2 separate regions of the Homo sapiens genome follow, and region 2 is linked to region 1. Evidence: chromatin contacts called from ENCODE Hi-C or POLR2A ChIA-PET data. All regions are on one chromosome and are shown on one strand. The core of a region is the stretch at or near the end of the contact, and the rest is flanking DNA. Distances in the headings are between cores, read along the strand shown. Region 1 holds the start of RPL36A (ribosomal protein L36a). Region 2 holds the start of ARMCX4 (armadillo repeat containing X-linked 4).

Evidence for each region. A loop is a pair of places that touch in the nucleus more often than their neighbours do. ChIA-PET counts read pairs that join two places held with the same protein, here RNA polymerase II (POLR2A). Pooled maps may share reads with other maps.
Region 2: a loop to region 1 is called in a pooled map, with 5 times the contacts of the local background. The contact joins the promoter of ARMCX4 here to the promoter of RPL36A in region 1. A Hi-C loop is called at or near these places in 2 of 168 maps with a recorded cell type or tissue (chondrocyte and naive thymus-derived CD4-positive, alpha-beta T cell), 1 of 37 single-sample maps with no recorded cell type and 5 of 50 pooled maps. POLR2A ChIA-PET finds 5 or more read pairs at or near these places in 5 of 52 experiments (AG04450, BJ, WTC11 and 1 more).

The regions. Positions count from the first base shown.
Region 1 is chrX:101,387,738-101,394,651 of GRCh38, forward strand. RPL36A (ribosomal protein L36a) reads left to right here and starts at 3,274. Exons shown (of 5, transcript NM_021029.6): 1 at 3,274-3,309; 2 at 3,722-3,827; 3 at 4,018-4,085. The coding sequence starts at 3,307. It overlaps RPL36A-HNRNPH2 (RPL36A-HNRNPH2 readthrough), which reads left to right and starts at 3,274. Exons shown (of 4, transcript NM_001199974.2): 1 at 3,274-3,309; 2 at 3,722-3,827; 3 at 4,018-4,085. The coding sequence starts at 3,307. It also overlaps a transcript of BTK not described here. RefSeq lists enhancers at 2,741-2,800, 2,811-2,970.
Region 2 is chrX:101,480,297-101,487,023 of GRCh38, forward strand. It overlaps ARMCX4 (armadillo repeat containing X-linked 4), which reads left to right and starts at 5,160. Exons shown (of 6, transcript NM_001256155.3): 1 at 5,160-5,234; 2 at 5,727-5,796.

The DNA.
Region 1 (6,914 bases), core at 2,024-4,523:
GACAGCATGTGTTGTATGATTGCCTTACTTTATTGACAACGTCTATCCTTTCGCTAGTCACCCCCAATAGCTGTTCCACTCACCTGCCTGAGGGTTGGCCACAGGCATTCATCTTCCCTCCTCTTTTCTTCAGTTTTTTTTTTTTTTGAGACGGAGTCTTGCCCTGTCGCCCAGGCTGGAGTGCAGTGGCATGATCTCGGCTCACTGCAAGCTCCACCTCCCGGGTTCACGCCATTGTCCTGCCTCAGTCTCCTGAGTAGTTGGGACTACAGGTGCCTGCCACCACGCCTGGCTAATTTTTTGTATTTTTAGTAGAGACGGGGTTTCACCATGTTAGCCAGGATGGTCTCGATCTCCTGACCTCGTGATCCACCCGCCTCAGCTTCCCAAAGTGCTGGGATTACATGCGTGAGCCACCGTGCCCAGGCTCTTTTCTTCAGTCTTATGCCACTTGTTGTCACATGCCCTGTCCTTTCTCAAGATCCATCTTGGGGTGGGGACTGGGAGGTGATAGGCATCCAATGGGAGAGCTAAACAAGAGAGAGAGAGGAGCACAAGGGAAAAGAGCAAGTAGACGTAGGCTTTTCTTCACCCTCTGCCCACGACCACTCCCCTAGCACACTCATCCATACTGACAGAAAGACTGTACTCAGATAGTGCAAATAAACAGCTGAGTGTCACCTGAAGAGATTCCCAATGCAATATAAGGTTCTATTCTTGGTGCTATCCTGTTCAGCATTTTTATTGATCATCTTTGAGGAAAATATAAAAAGTAGCCCGGTTAGTCTATGAATGGTGCAAGGCTTTGTGTGCTAGACTGGATGACAGAAGAGGGCAATTAGTTCCCAAAAAGATCTTGATCACCTGGTGTGAGAAGCCAAATTCCACAAAGTGTATTTTACCAGGGCTAAAGGTGATGTCTCATAATTGGGCCCCAAATTTGAACTTCAAATGACTCCAGGAGAAAGTGGAGTAGCAGTAGCATTTGTGAAAATGGTTCAGGGGTTTTTGCTGATAGTAATCAAAAGGCATGTCATCAGTTAACATGGCTTCCAGAAAAGCCAAGGTGACATTGAGGCTTCCTTATGGAAGTAAAATATCTAGACAGAGGAAGGTAACATGCCACTTACTCTGCAAAGCCAGACCACACCTAGAGTCCTGCATTCAGTTCTGAGTGCCTCGTCTTAGGGGAAATTAATGAGCAGGAGCATGTCCAAAACAGAGAACAGCTCAAGCGATCCTCCCACCTCGGTGTCAGCATTGGTGTACAAACTTTCACTTATAGGATGTATAAGCTCTGGGGATCTAATGTGCAATATAGTGACCATAGTTAATAATACTGTATTATTGAAATTTGATAAGAGAGCAGATTTTAAGTGTCCTCACCACCCCCATGGTAACTATGGATGGTGATGGATGATAGATGTGTTAATCAATTTGACTGTGGTAATCATTACACAGTGTATACACATATCAAATCATCATGTTGTACACCTTGAATATAAACAATTTTTGTCAATTAAATATTTTTAAGTAAACAAAAACAAGCAAAACCCCCACAAAGCCACATAACACCAGATATGATAGAAAGAACTAAGGTTGATTAAATGAAGAGGGGCCATGTTCACGGTCTTCATATTTCCATGTTACTAACATAAACCCCTAAAGGCCAGTGAGATTGCTTAAGAATCTGGAAAGAAAAAGAAAATGCTGGAAGTTTGGCAAAGAAATTTTCAGGAAATGTAGCAGGTAGTGGTAATATATTTATTATCTCATTCCCAGAGACCACCCAACAAAAAAGGGGGTGATCAGAGTGTCAGCTCAGGTCCCACGCGTGTTCCTGGAGGGTTGTGCAAGCAAGATACCCCAGACTCTCACGGTTCTTCAGCCCCTATTCCACTGCCACCTCCTCCTGTGTCTCAGCCCAATTCTGTCTCCTCACCATCCTCTACACTGCAGATGCCCCTGCTTCCTTTGTATGATGTAGTGGTTAAGTGCAAGGCTATAGTGTTAGACTACCTAGGATCAAATTCCAGCTCCACAAAAAAATAACAACCTGTGTGACTTCAGGTAAGTAAACTTAACATCTCTTGTGCCTCAGTTTCCTCACCTGTTAAATACTAATACTGGTATATACCTCCTGGGGTTGCTGTCAGGATTAAAAGGGGTAGTATGTAAGGTGGTTAGGAGAATGCCTGGCATATAGTAAGTGCGCCATAATTTTTTTAGCTATTATAATTACCAGGCCACAACAGCAATATTTTATAATGTTAAAGGAACGCGGGCTCTAGAGTCAGTCTACTTGGGTTTGTATCCTAGATTCACTAAATACCGTTGACATTGGGCAAATCGTTTAACATCCTACAGCCTCAATTTCTTAATCTGTAAAATGAGAATAATAGTACCACCTGTCTCCTAGAATTATTGTGAGAATTGTATGACACAATCTATTTAAAATGTTTAGCACCCTGAAGTCTTTCTATGCTGGACTCTCTTGAGACCTAGTATATGCCTTCTGCCAGGTTTGCAAGGAAGGGAAGAGCCGCTAGGTACTTTCTACTTCTAGGCTTGATGATTGCTATTACAGGAGCCAAACAATTTCATTGTCACTTTTCAGAACCTAGAGCTGCTGACTTACTCCCTCAACAGAAGGGTGCTGCTTTAATGCCAATCATTGTTCCTTTTCTTCAAAGTACTTAGTTCATAATTGCACATTTATAAGCCTATTAGATTACTGTACCTCTCCCCCGGAACAGTGCCTGCCACATAATGGGCATCCAATAACCATTTGTTGAATGGACCAACTGGCCATGTGATAGATGAACTGGAACAATTGGCTCCCTCCAGGTCTTCATTGAATTAGCAGTTTGCTGCGAAAGGTGTTCCCAGTGACCTTGAGGTGGAACAGGAATGGAACGTGGAGGTGGAGGACCCCTTCATTCGACCCTAGTCCTGGCTTCCCTCGGGGACGGGGAGGCCAGAGGATCTGGGAAAAACACTGCTCCCTTCACTGAACGCCACTACGTAGCAGAGTCCACCAAAAGAGATAAAGTGACGAAACGTTGAAAGCTGCGGGGCGGGAGGAAGTCGGGGTGAGTGGACCACCCTTTAGGCGGAGTCCTTCCTTAAGCTCCCGCCCGCGGCTCCGAACTGAGTCCTCTCAGCCGCCCGAGGGCGCTGCGCTGAGCCTTACACTCTATGATTGCTCCTACCGACTCCCATGAGGAAGTGCGATCGGGAACCTCCTATATACTTCCGTTTGCCTCGCGGTTTCTTTCTTTCCGCGCCGATAGCGCTCACGCAAGCATGGTAGGACTTGCTGGTGGGGGCCGAGTAACATCCAGCTTAATCTTTCCCCCCCTTCGTCGCCCGTGCTATGCCGGGATGGGTCCAGGCTCCTGTGTGGACTCGATATATCAGAGCAACCCAATCTTGCCGGGATCAACCCTAAAGGGACCGGGCTACGGGGCCAGGAATTGAAGTGATGGGTTCAAAGAGGTAGAGTTAGCCGGGGGTGGAGTTAATGAGGTCTCTTCCCTCTTTGGGGCTCGACGGAGGGAGGAAGCTCTGCTTGAAGCACATGGGGCTGGCCCACCCTGTAGTCAGAGGTAGCAAGTAATGAGGAGTCCTCCTGGAGTGCCTCAGCTTTAGCTGGGTAAGGTAGGGCGTTGTGCCATTGTGGTCAAATAACATTGCACGTTCTGAACTGTTTCTTTACTAGGTTAACGTCCCTAAAACCCGCCGGACTTTCTGTAAGAAGTGTGGCAAGCACCAACCCCATAAAGTGACACAGTACAAGAAGGGCAAGGATTCTCTGTACGCCCAGGGTAAGATGGATTCCGCATAATTTGGTGTTAATGTGACATTTGTGTTGTAGAATAACATACGAGTCCGGGTCTCTCTCCCTCCACGCCTGGCTTGAGCGTTAATATTTCTGCTGCGAAATTAAGATAAAACCTGTAAGACTTACTTGCTGATCTTCAGTATTTTATAACAAATACCAATTCGTTTTCCCAGGAAAGCGGCGTTATGACAGGAAGCAGAGTGGCTATGGTGGGCAAACTAAGCCGATTTTCCGGAAAAAGGTGAGTGGTAGTTACTATTTGACGTTTCCCAGTTAATTGCCGTAAGGATATGCACTTGTCTCTAGTCCACACACTTCATGATATAGGTATAGCGTTAGTTTAGCGAAGTTTTCACTGCACTGATATATCTAGTAGGTGATGGAGCTGGGAATGCAACTCATGTCTGACTAGTCCACAATACTGCACTATTTCAGTGTTTACGATTTTTTATCCTTTCCCTTCTGAAGAGGCAAAAAATTGAGGAATGTGCCCTGCTTTCCTAAGAACTGAAGTGTGAGTACACTGGTAAATCCTTTCATTTGCCTTGTTCCTTATCTGTCAATATGTCTGAATCCTCGCTTGTTGGTTGCACTAAGAATTGTTCTGTTGTTTCTCATCACAGAAATCTGCAGTCAACTACCTGTTCTCGTGAAGTCTTAAAACTCTTATAGAATAGCCATTTAGGCCTTTCTGCTAGCCTCCTGAATTCTGTATTCTCAGGCTGAGCGAGTTTCTGTTTACTCTCAAACCTTAGGTGATTTGGCTAACTCTTAAAGTAATTAGCACGATGATTGGAACGGAGCATTCTCTCCAACACAGCATTTCTTTTGGCACTTTGCTTCTTGTGCAGTTTAGCTCCAGAAAGTATTAAGGAATGACTTTAGTGCTCATTTGGATGCAGTAAGTGGTTTGATCTCAGGGTGGCAAAAAGAATGCTTTTTTTATACCTTTTCACATTCGGATAACTTGTTTAGAAGACAGAGGTTCTAACTAGGTTTTGGCCTATTAAGAACTGCAAACTAGCAGCAGCAGAACTCTGGCTAAAGGGGCAAGCTTATTAGGAAATTGAGTATTTAAAAGTTGAGCTACCATATGATCCAACAATCCCACTGCTGGGTATATACCCAGAAGAAAATCGGTATATCAAAGAGATATCTGCACTCCTATGTTTGTTGTAGCACTGTTTATAATAGCTAAGATTTAGAAGCAACCTTAGTGTCCATCGGGATGAATGGATAAAGAAAATGTACCTATACGCGGCCAGGCACGGTGGCTTGTGCCTAGCACTTTGGAAAGCCGAGGCGGGTGGATCACCTGAGGTCAGGAGTTCGAGACCAGCCTGGCCAAGATAGTGAAACCCCGTCTCTAGTAAAAATACAAAAATTAGCCGGGCTTGTGGTGTGGGCCTGTAATCTCAGCCACCCGGGAGGCTGAGGCAGGAGAATCGCTGGAACCTGGGAGGCAGAGGCTGCAGTGAGCCGAGATCACGCCACTGTACTCCAGCCTGGGCGACAGAGCAAGACTCCATCTCAAAAAAAAAAAAAAAAAAAAGGGAAAAAGAAAATGCACCTATACACAGTGGTACTATTCAGCCATAAAAAGAATGAGATCCAGTCATTTACAACAACATGGGTGGAACTGGAGATCGTTATGTTAAGTGAAATAGGCACACAAAGACAAGCATCACATGTTCTTGTTTGTGGGATCTAAAAATCAAAACAAGTGGACTTGTCATATAGAGAGTAGAAGGATGGTTACCAGAAGCTGAGAACTTCTGGTGGCGGGAGGTGGGGATGGTTAATGGGTACAAAAAGAAAAAAGAATGAATTAGACCAACTATTTGATAGCACGACAGCGTGACTAAAGTCAATAACTTAGTTACATATTTTAAAATAACTTAGAGTGTAATTGGATTGTTTGTACCTCAAAGAAAAAATGCAATAAAACTTTACAGTGGAGAAACCTAACAAGCACTACCTCAGCCAGGTAATCAAGGTTAACATCAACAGTCACGAGTCATGTTGATATATACCCTTGATAAGGTGTGATGAAAATGACACTTAAACCTAAAAATCCATAACCCTATCTAATGAGAAAAATAACAAATCCCAAGAGGGGCATTTTACAAAATACTTGACCAGTAGTGCGGAAATTGTCAAGGTCATCAAAAAAGTCTGAGAAATTGCCACAGCCAAAGGAGTCTAGAGACATGATGACTAAATGTTAGGTGGTGTCCTGCGTGGGGTCCTAGAACAGAAAAAGGACATTAGAAAAACATAAGGAAATAAAAAAAAAGTATGGACTTGAGTTAATAAGGCATCAGTGTTGGTTTGTTAATGAGTCATACTAATGTAAGATGAGAAACTGGTAAGGTTTATAAGAACTCTGTAGCATGTTTGCAATTTTTTGGTAAATAGAAAACTTGTAAACAATAGTTCTGTTGTTTAGGTAAAAGGAGCAATCAAGGCCGTGCGTGGTGGCTCGCGCCTGTAATCCCAGCACTTTGGGAGGCCAAGGCGGGTGTATCACCTGAGGTCAGGGGATCAAGACCAGCCTGTCCAACATGATGAAACCCCCATCTCTAGTAAAAATAAGAAAAAATTAGCTGGGCGTGGTGGTGGGCGCCTGTTATCCCAGCTACTCAGGAGGCTGAAGCAGGAGAATTGTTTGAACCCAGGAGAAGGAGCTGAGATCACGTCATTGCACTCCAGCCTGGGCAACAAGAGCAAAACTCCATCTCAAAAAAAAAAAAAAAGAACAATAAAAAAAGTTGAGGATTAGTGGGGAGTGTAGTTTGAGTTAAATAATTCAGTTGAATGGACATAAATTCTAGACATAATTGTAGGTAGTCTTAGAATTTATTGATCTTTTATAGAGATGGGGTTCTCACTATGTTGCCCAGGCTGGTCTCAAAATCCTGGGCTCAAGTGATCCTGCCTCAGCCTCACAAACTGTTGGGATTAAAGAACTATGCAGAGCTGCTGAATGGCCACAAGTTCAGGGTGGCAAGATGAGTTGCCCATTTGATAGGAAGCTCTAGGATGTTTGATCTGAATGGGGTTTGGATTC
Region 2 (6,727 bases), core at 3,910-6,409, 94 kb after region 1:
CTGGCTCATGCCTGTAATCCCAGCACTTTGGGAGGTCTGGGTGGGAGGATCTTTTGAGACCAGGAGTTTGAGACCAGCCTGGGGAATATAGTGAGACCCTGTCTCTACAAAACATAAAAATTAGCTGGGCGTGGTGCCATGCATTTGTAGTCCTAGCTACTCAGGAGACTGAGGCAGGAAGATCGCTTAAGCCCAGGGGTTCAAGGCAGCAGTGAGCTATGATCACGCCACTGCAGTCCAGCCTGGGCGACACAGCGAAACCCTGTCTAAAAAAGTAAAAATTCTGAATATCAAAAATACCATAAAATTAAGATGTTAGTGATAGATTGAGAAAATATATGTACAACCTATATAACAGAAAAATAACTAATATACAGAAATGTGTAAAGAACTACAAACCATTTAAAAAATACAGCTGAATAGGAAAATACTCAAAGGATATTAACTAATACTCAGAGAAGAAATGCAAATGGATGTTAAGCATGTGAAATTATGCTCAAGATAATAGATATTTAGGAAAATGTGAATTAAAAGGACAATCTTGCCAGGTGCAGTAGCTCACACCTGTGTGATCCCAGCATTTTGGGAGGCCGAGGTGGGTGGATTGCTTGAGCTCAGGAGTTCGAAACCAACCTGGGCAACATGGCAAAAACCCGTCTATACCAAAAGTACAAAAATTAGCTGGGCGTGGTGGCATGCGCCTGTAGTCCCAGCTACTGGGGAAGCTGAGATGGGAGGATCACCTGAGCTCAGGAAGGTCGAGGCTGCAGTGAGCTGTGATTACATCACTGCACTCCAGCCTGGGCAACAGAGTGAGAACCTATCTCAAAACAAAACAAAAAAAAGGACAATCTTTTGTTGACTCTTATATTGGCAATAATTACTAATACAGACGGTCCCCAATTTATGACAATTCAACCTATGATTTTTTTACTTTAATTGGTGGTGCAAAAGCAATACACATTCAGTAAAATCTGTACTTCAAGTACTCATACAACCATCCTGTTTTTCTTTCAATGTAGTATTCAATAAATTATGTGAGATATTCAACACTTTATTATAAAATAGGCTTTGCATTAGATGATTTTGCCGAACTGTCAGCTAATGTGAGTGTTCCGAGCATTTTTAAGGTAGGCTAGGCTATGATGTTTGGTAGGTTGGATGTATTAAATGCATTTTAGATTTATGGTATTTTCAACCTATAAGTTTATTTGAACATGACCCCATTATAAGTTGAGAAACATTTGTACACAGTGTGCATGAGAGTGTGGGGAAATAGATCCTGTCTTATGTTTGATGGGGGTATAAATTGGCCAAGCCTTTTTGGAGGACAGTTTGGTGGTATATCCATTAACTATATAAAATCTCACATCCTTCTTTTGGCAATATCAAATGTATAAAATCTCATACATTTAAGCAAATAATTATATTTATAGTAGAATATCCTAAAGAAATTCTTCTACCTGTTGGCAAAGCTTTATGTGCCAGACTGTTCATTGTAACCTTGCTTTATTAGCTCCGGATCCAGAACTCATAATATGCAGCAGTTAAAAAGAATGAAGCAGCTTTAAATGTACTGGTATGTAGAGCTCTTTGAGACATAATTTTAAATGAAAAAAAAGCAAGTTGCAAAACAGTATGTTAATTATGATCCTGGCCAGGCGTGGTGGCTCACACCTGTAATCCCAGCACTTTGAGAGGCCCAGGTGGTTGGATCACTTGAGGCCAGGAGTTTGAGACCAGCCTAGCCAACATGGTGAAACCCAGTCTCTACTAAAAATACAAACATTAGCTGGGCATGGTGGTGCGCACCTGTAATCCCAGCTACTAGGGAGGCTGAGGCATGAGAATCGCTTGAACCCGAGAGGTGGAGGTTGCGGTGAGCCAAGATCGCACCACTGCACTCCAGCCTGAGTGAAAGAGCAAGACTCCATATAAAAAAAAATCTCATTTATATATTTTAATAAGACATGTATGTGTATATCATGTATACAAAAGGTTAATACACCAAACTTAAAATGGAGAGGTAACTGTGATTTGGGTGAGGATAGGGGAGTGAAAGTGGTACTAGTGCTTTTTCTGGGTTTGACTATTCTTTTCTTTTCTTTTCTTTTCAGAGACAGGGTTTCACGCCATTGCCGGTCTGGAGAGCAGTGGTGCAATCATAGTTCACTGTAACCTTGAATTCCTAAGCTCAAACAATCTTCTTGCCAAGTAGCCTCCCAAGTAGCTAGGACCACAGGCATGCACCACTAAGCCCAGCTATTTTTTTTTTTTAATAGACAGGTTTCCCTATGTCGGGAAACCTATGTAGGGTGGTCTCAAACTCTTGGCCTCAAGTAATGCTCTTGCCTCAGACTCCCAAAGTATTGGGATTATAGGCGTGAGCCATCACACTTGGCCTTGGGTTTGAATTTTATACTAGAATTGTACTCTTGTGGGATTTGTATGTAAAGTAAACAGCAAATATTAAAACACCCCAATTATCTTTCCACTGGGATACACAGAGCTAACTCCATCAGCCACATTGTATAAATATAACATGAGTTATTTAATCTCTCCCCTATCAATAGCCATTTTATGTTGCGTCAGGCTTTTTTTTTTTTTTTTTTTTTTTTTGACAGAGTCTCACTCTGTCAGCCAGACTGGAGTGCAGTGGCGTGATCTAGGCTCACTGCAACCTCCATCCCTTGGGTTCAAGCCATTCTCCTGACTCAGCCTTGCAAGTAGCTGGGGTTATAAGCGCCTGCCACTGCGCCCGGCTAATTTTTGTATTTTTAATAGAAACGGGGTTTCACCACGTTGGCCAGGCTGGTCTTGAACTCCTGACCTCGTGATCCACCTGCTTCGGCCTCCCAAAGTGCTGGGATTACAGGTGTGAGCCACCGTGCCCGGCTGCGTCAGTTTTTTCAAACCTTACAAGCATTGCGAAAAAAAAAAATTCTAGTAAATATATCTTTGTGAAACTGTGTAGGCATATAGGTTGGCTAAATTCCAAGGAATAGAATTATTGGGTCAAAGAATTTGTGAAATATTATAGTTATCATTTAATAGAGTTTGCCAAATTGCCCTATATAAAAAGCTTGCATCAATATCTGCCTCCAACAGAGTAGAGGAGTGCCCATTTCTTGACAAACCAGTCAACAATATTATCAAGTTTCTAAACTTTGAGAAAATCATACTTGAAACATGGTAAGGCATAGTTGCTTTGATTTGCATTTCTTTGTTTGAGCATCTTTTCATATGTTTATTAGTAATCTATTTCTTTTCTGTGAACAAATCTGTTCATGTCTTTTGGCACATTTTTCTATTGGGTTGTTTATCATTTTACTAATGATCTGTAAGAGCTTTTAGATTATTACAAGTTAGCCTTTTGACAGTCAATGTTTATGGTTTTTTTTTTTTACTTTACCAAAGTTTAAAATTTGTATGCAATTAATTTATCAATATTTTCCTTTGGTGGAGAAAGTAAGTTCGTCACTTTCAATTGAGTTCTGAAAAGCCATTAGTAAGATTGTAAGGCACTAGGACTTCCTTTCTTGGCTCCTGAAAGGGCCTCCTCCACACAGGGGCCCCTCACAGTGGAGCCCCTCCCTCTGGGGTGTCCTATTTCAATGTTCTAAGAAAGAGGCTGCCTGGAGGGTCTATATTTGGAGTATGACTCCTCAGCGGGGACAGGTGGATGCGTGGGGACTAACTTCTGCATATTTGGTCCCTGAGTTTTGGGATTATTCTGAGGGGCTTGTATGGGAGGTGCAGTGAAGTTGTAACACAAGGCAGGACATGAAAAAACTTCTTTTTCTTGGCAATTGCTTGGGATCCTGTACATTGCCCTTCCACTTGTGAGGGAAAAAAATAATGACACGGACATCAGGTGTGTTGCAGTGATTCACAGTCATCCACAGACCCTCACCACCATCTCCACTGGAAAATATTGAACACTCGCCACTGCTAGGGTAGTATGTAGTACATGAATGGCAGACACCGGCGAGATCTCAAGTGTTACGACGGATGAAAATTCCACCTGTTAAGTCTCCTTTCCATCCAAGCTCTAGCAGTTGGTTGTTCCATGGGTGTGGTGAGGCTGATCTGATTACATGCTTATGTAAAATCCAAATAAAGCCCCTTGAATGGAAAACAGGTTAATTTGGGAAGTCACTAGTAAAGCAGGTTAATTTGGTAAGTCACTAGTAAAGCACTAGGCTCATCAGGAGTTGGGTCTTAAATATATCCTCTAGAAGTCTTCTCTGAAGAAGGTCTTAGACACCTGAAAAAAGATGCTGAGTTCAGCCAGAACTTCAAAAGTTACAAATCACCTGTGTAAAATTGTCAATATTAGAAAACGAAATGTCTTTCCAAAGATTAACTTATAGATCATATTGAATACGTGCTGGTTTTGTTTAGGACAATTTTGTATTTAAAATGTCAAGAATTACTAGTCAATTTTGAAAGCTGTAAAATAGTTTGCAGTAACAGAAGACATTTTAAAATGTGGCACAAAATAATGTAAACAAAAGAATGAGTCTTTTGTTATTTTTACACCCTGAATATTTTTTGTGTCAAATGAAAATGGCTATACTGTATTTTCTGATTACAATATTAGAAAAGAATGTCATATTAAAAGAAAAAAAAGGAACACGAAAAAGAAAATTAAAGCTCTACTTGCACCTTCTGCTTTCCTTCCTGATACCCCCTTCCACAGCCCATTTGGTGCAGGCATTGTACTTAGAGAGGGCAGGTCGTGTAGGGGGCGGGTGGGGAGTGCTGGTCTTATAGTCTAAGAGAGAAATAAGTGATTACTCAAAGAAGAAACATAAAAGGCCACAGCCAAGGGCCGGGAGTGGGTAGGGGGATGCAGACCCTCCCCTGTAACTGAAGATGGGTAAACTCCAACCACAAGGCGATGATGCCACTTGTGGGCCCTCAGATTGGAGAGGACGGAGATGAGTGACAACGCGTGCGCACTGGGGCACCGAGCACAGACCAGAGAACGGGGATGTCTGTGCGTGCGGAGTGGAGGAGGGGGGAGTTCCTGGTGACTGGCCGCCGGCCCTTGGTGGGTGGTAGGGGGTGCTGGGGAGGAGGGCGAGCTCGGCGGTGACGCGCGGTCCTCACGTGACCCGGAGCTGCAGAGCTACGCAGCCTTCGTTGCAGTCGTCACTCGCATCTGGCTACCAGCTCCCCGCTGCCCTGCGCTCGGCGGGCTGGCATCGGGCCCGGGGAAAGCGGAGCAGGTAAGGGCCCTGGGGCCCGCGCGCCCTGGCCAGGCCGGCAGAAGCTCACTGACCCCGGCAGCGGTTACGGGGCTTGAGGGGGCGGTGGTCTATGCTGCCTCAAGTTCGAGGAGCCTTTGCCTCTGATTCTCCCTAGCCCCCTTGCCCCCGCCTACATCTGTGCAGGCGAACCGTGGGCTTTGATTTGTGGGGAGATTGTCTCTGCCAGAGGGAAATACAGAGATTGAGATGCCCATCGCTCTAATCACTGGCCACACATGTCCGCTCGCTTCCTGCTCAATTTAGTGGAAGGGATGCGCCACGGTGGCGTTTGCAGAGAAAATGGTGGGCCTTAGAGACTGGACGGTGGGGTTGGTAAGGGTGGTGTCTCAGACTGTGGGGAGGGACGTTTGATAACCAGGTTCCTGAACCCGGAAAGGCGAGTATTGGGATCTATGTCCTGGGCTCTAGACCAACACTAAGTGGTTTTACTCTCTCCTGTCTGTCGGACAGTAGTTCGGTGTAGCACTGTTTGCGGCGAGGAGAAAGGAAGGAGAGGAGAAAACTGCACTGGATCAAGGAGGTTAGTGTGAGTACAGACACTATCTAAACCATTGGAGTTCCATATGAATTCTATGACAGGAACTTAGGTGCGGCTGTCTGAATGGGATGTGGGGTGGGGCTAGCTTGGGGACTTTCCCTAAACTGCATTTTACTTACCAAGCTTAGGACTTTTAAATTGTATGTTGAAGACCAATGAAGACAGCAAACTTTTCTACAGATGCTTTTATTTGCATTTCAGATAATATTGAGAAAAAGATAAATTATATTAAAGAATATTATTATTATTATTATTTTTTAGATAGCCTTTGGTGGGGAAGGATAGTGATTTTGTAGAAGCAAAAGGCTTCCCCTATAGCTTTTCTCTTCTGCTGGAGACTCCTAGAGATAGGTTGAAAGGGACGTGGACAGCAGTAGGTTGTGGTTCTAGAGTATGGGATCTGGGGTCTCCCATCTCTCCTGCCATCCTTCAGTTTTCCAGATCCCTCTACCTACCTGACCATCTTGGTGAAGGAAATGGTGGGCTTTTGGGGAAATCCCTAGAACCCTACAGGTGGTTTTAAAATAATTTGCCTTGTTGGGCCTAGTAGCTCTTGCCTGTAATCCCAGCACTTTGAGAGACCCAAGCAAGAGGATTGCTTGAGCTCAGGTGTTCAAGACCAGCCTGGGCAACATAGCGAGACTTCATCTCTACATATAATTTAAAAATTAGCTGGGTATGGTGGCACAGTCTGTAGTTCCTGCTACTTGGGAGGCTGAGGTGGGAGGATCTTTTGAGCCTGGGAGGTCGAGACTGTGGTGAGCCATGATCTTGCCACTGCAATCCAGCCTGGGTGACAGAGTGGGGCTCTGTCTCAAAATAAATAAAAAATAAAATAAATAAAATAAAATAAAATAAAATAAAATAACGTGCCTCTGTCTGTTGCCTTTTACTTTTCCTGCCTCCCTTTTCC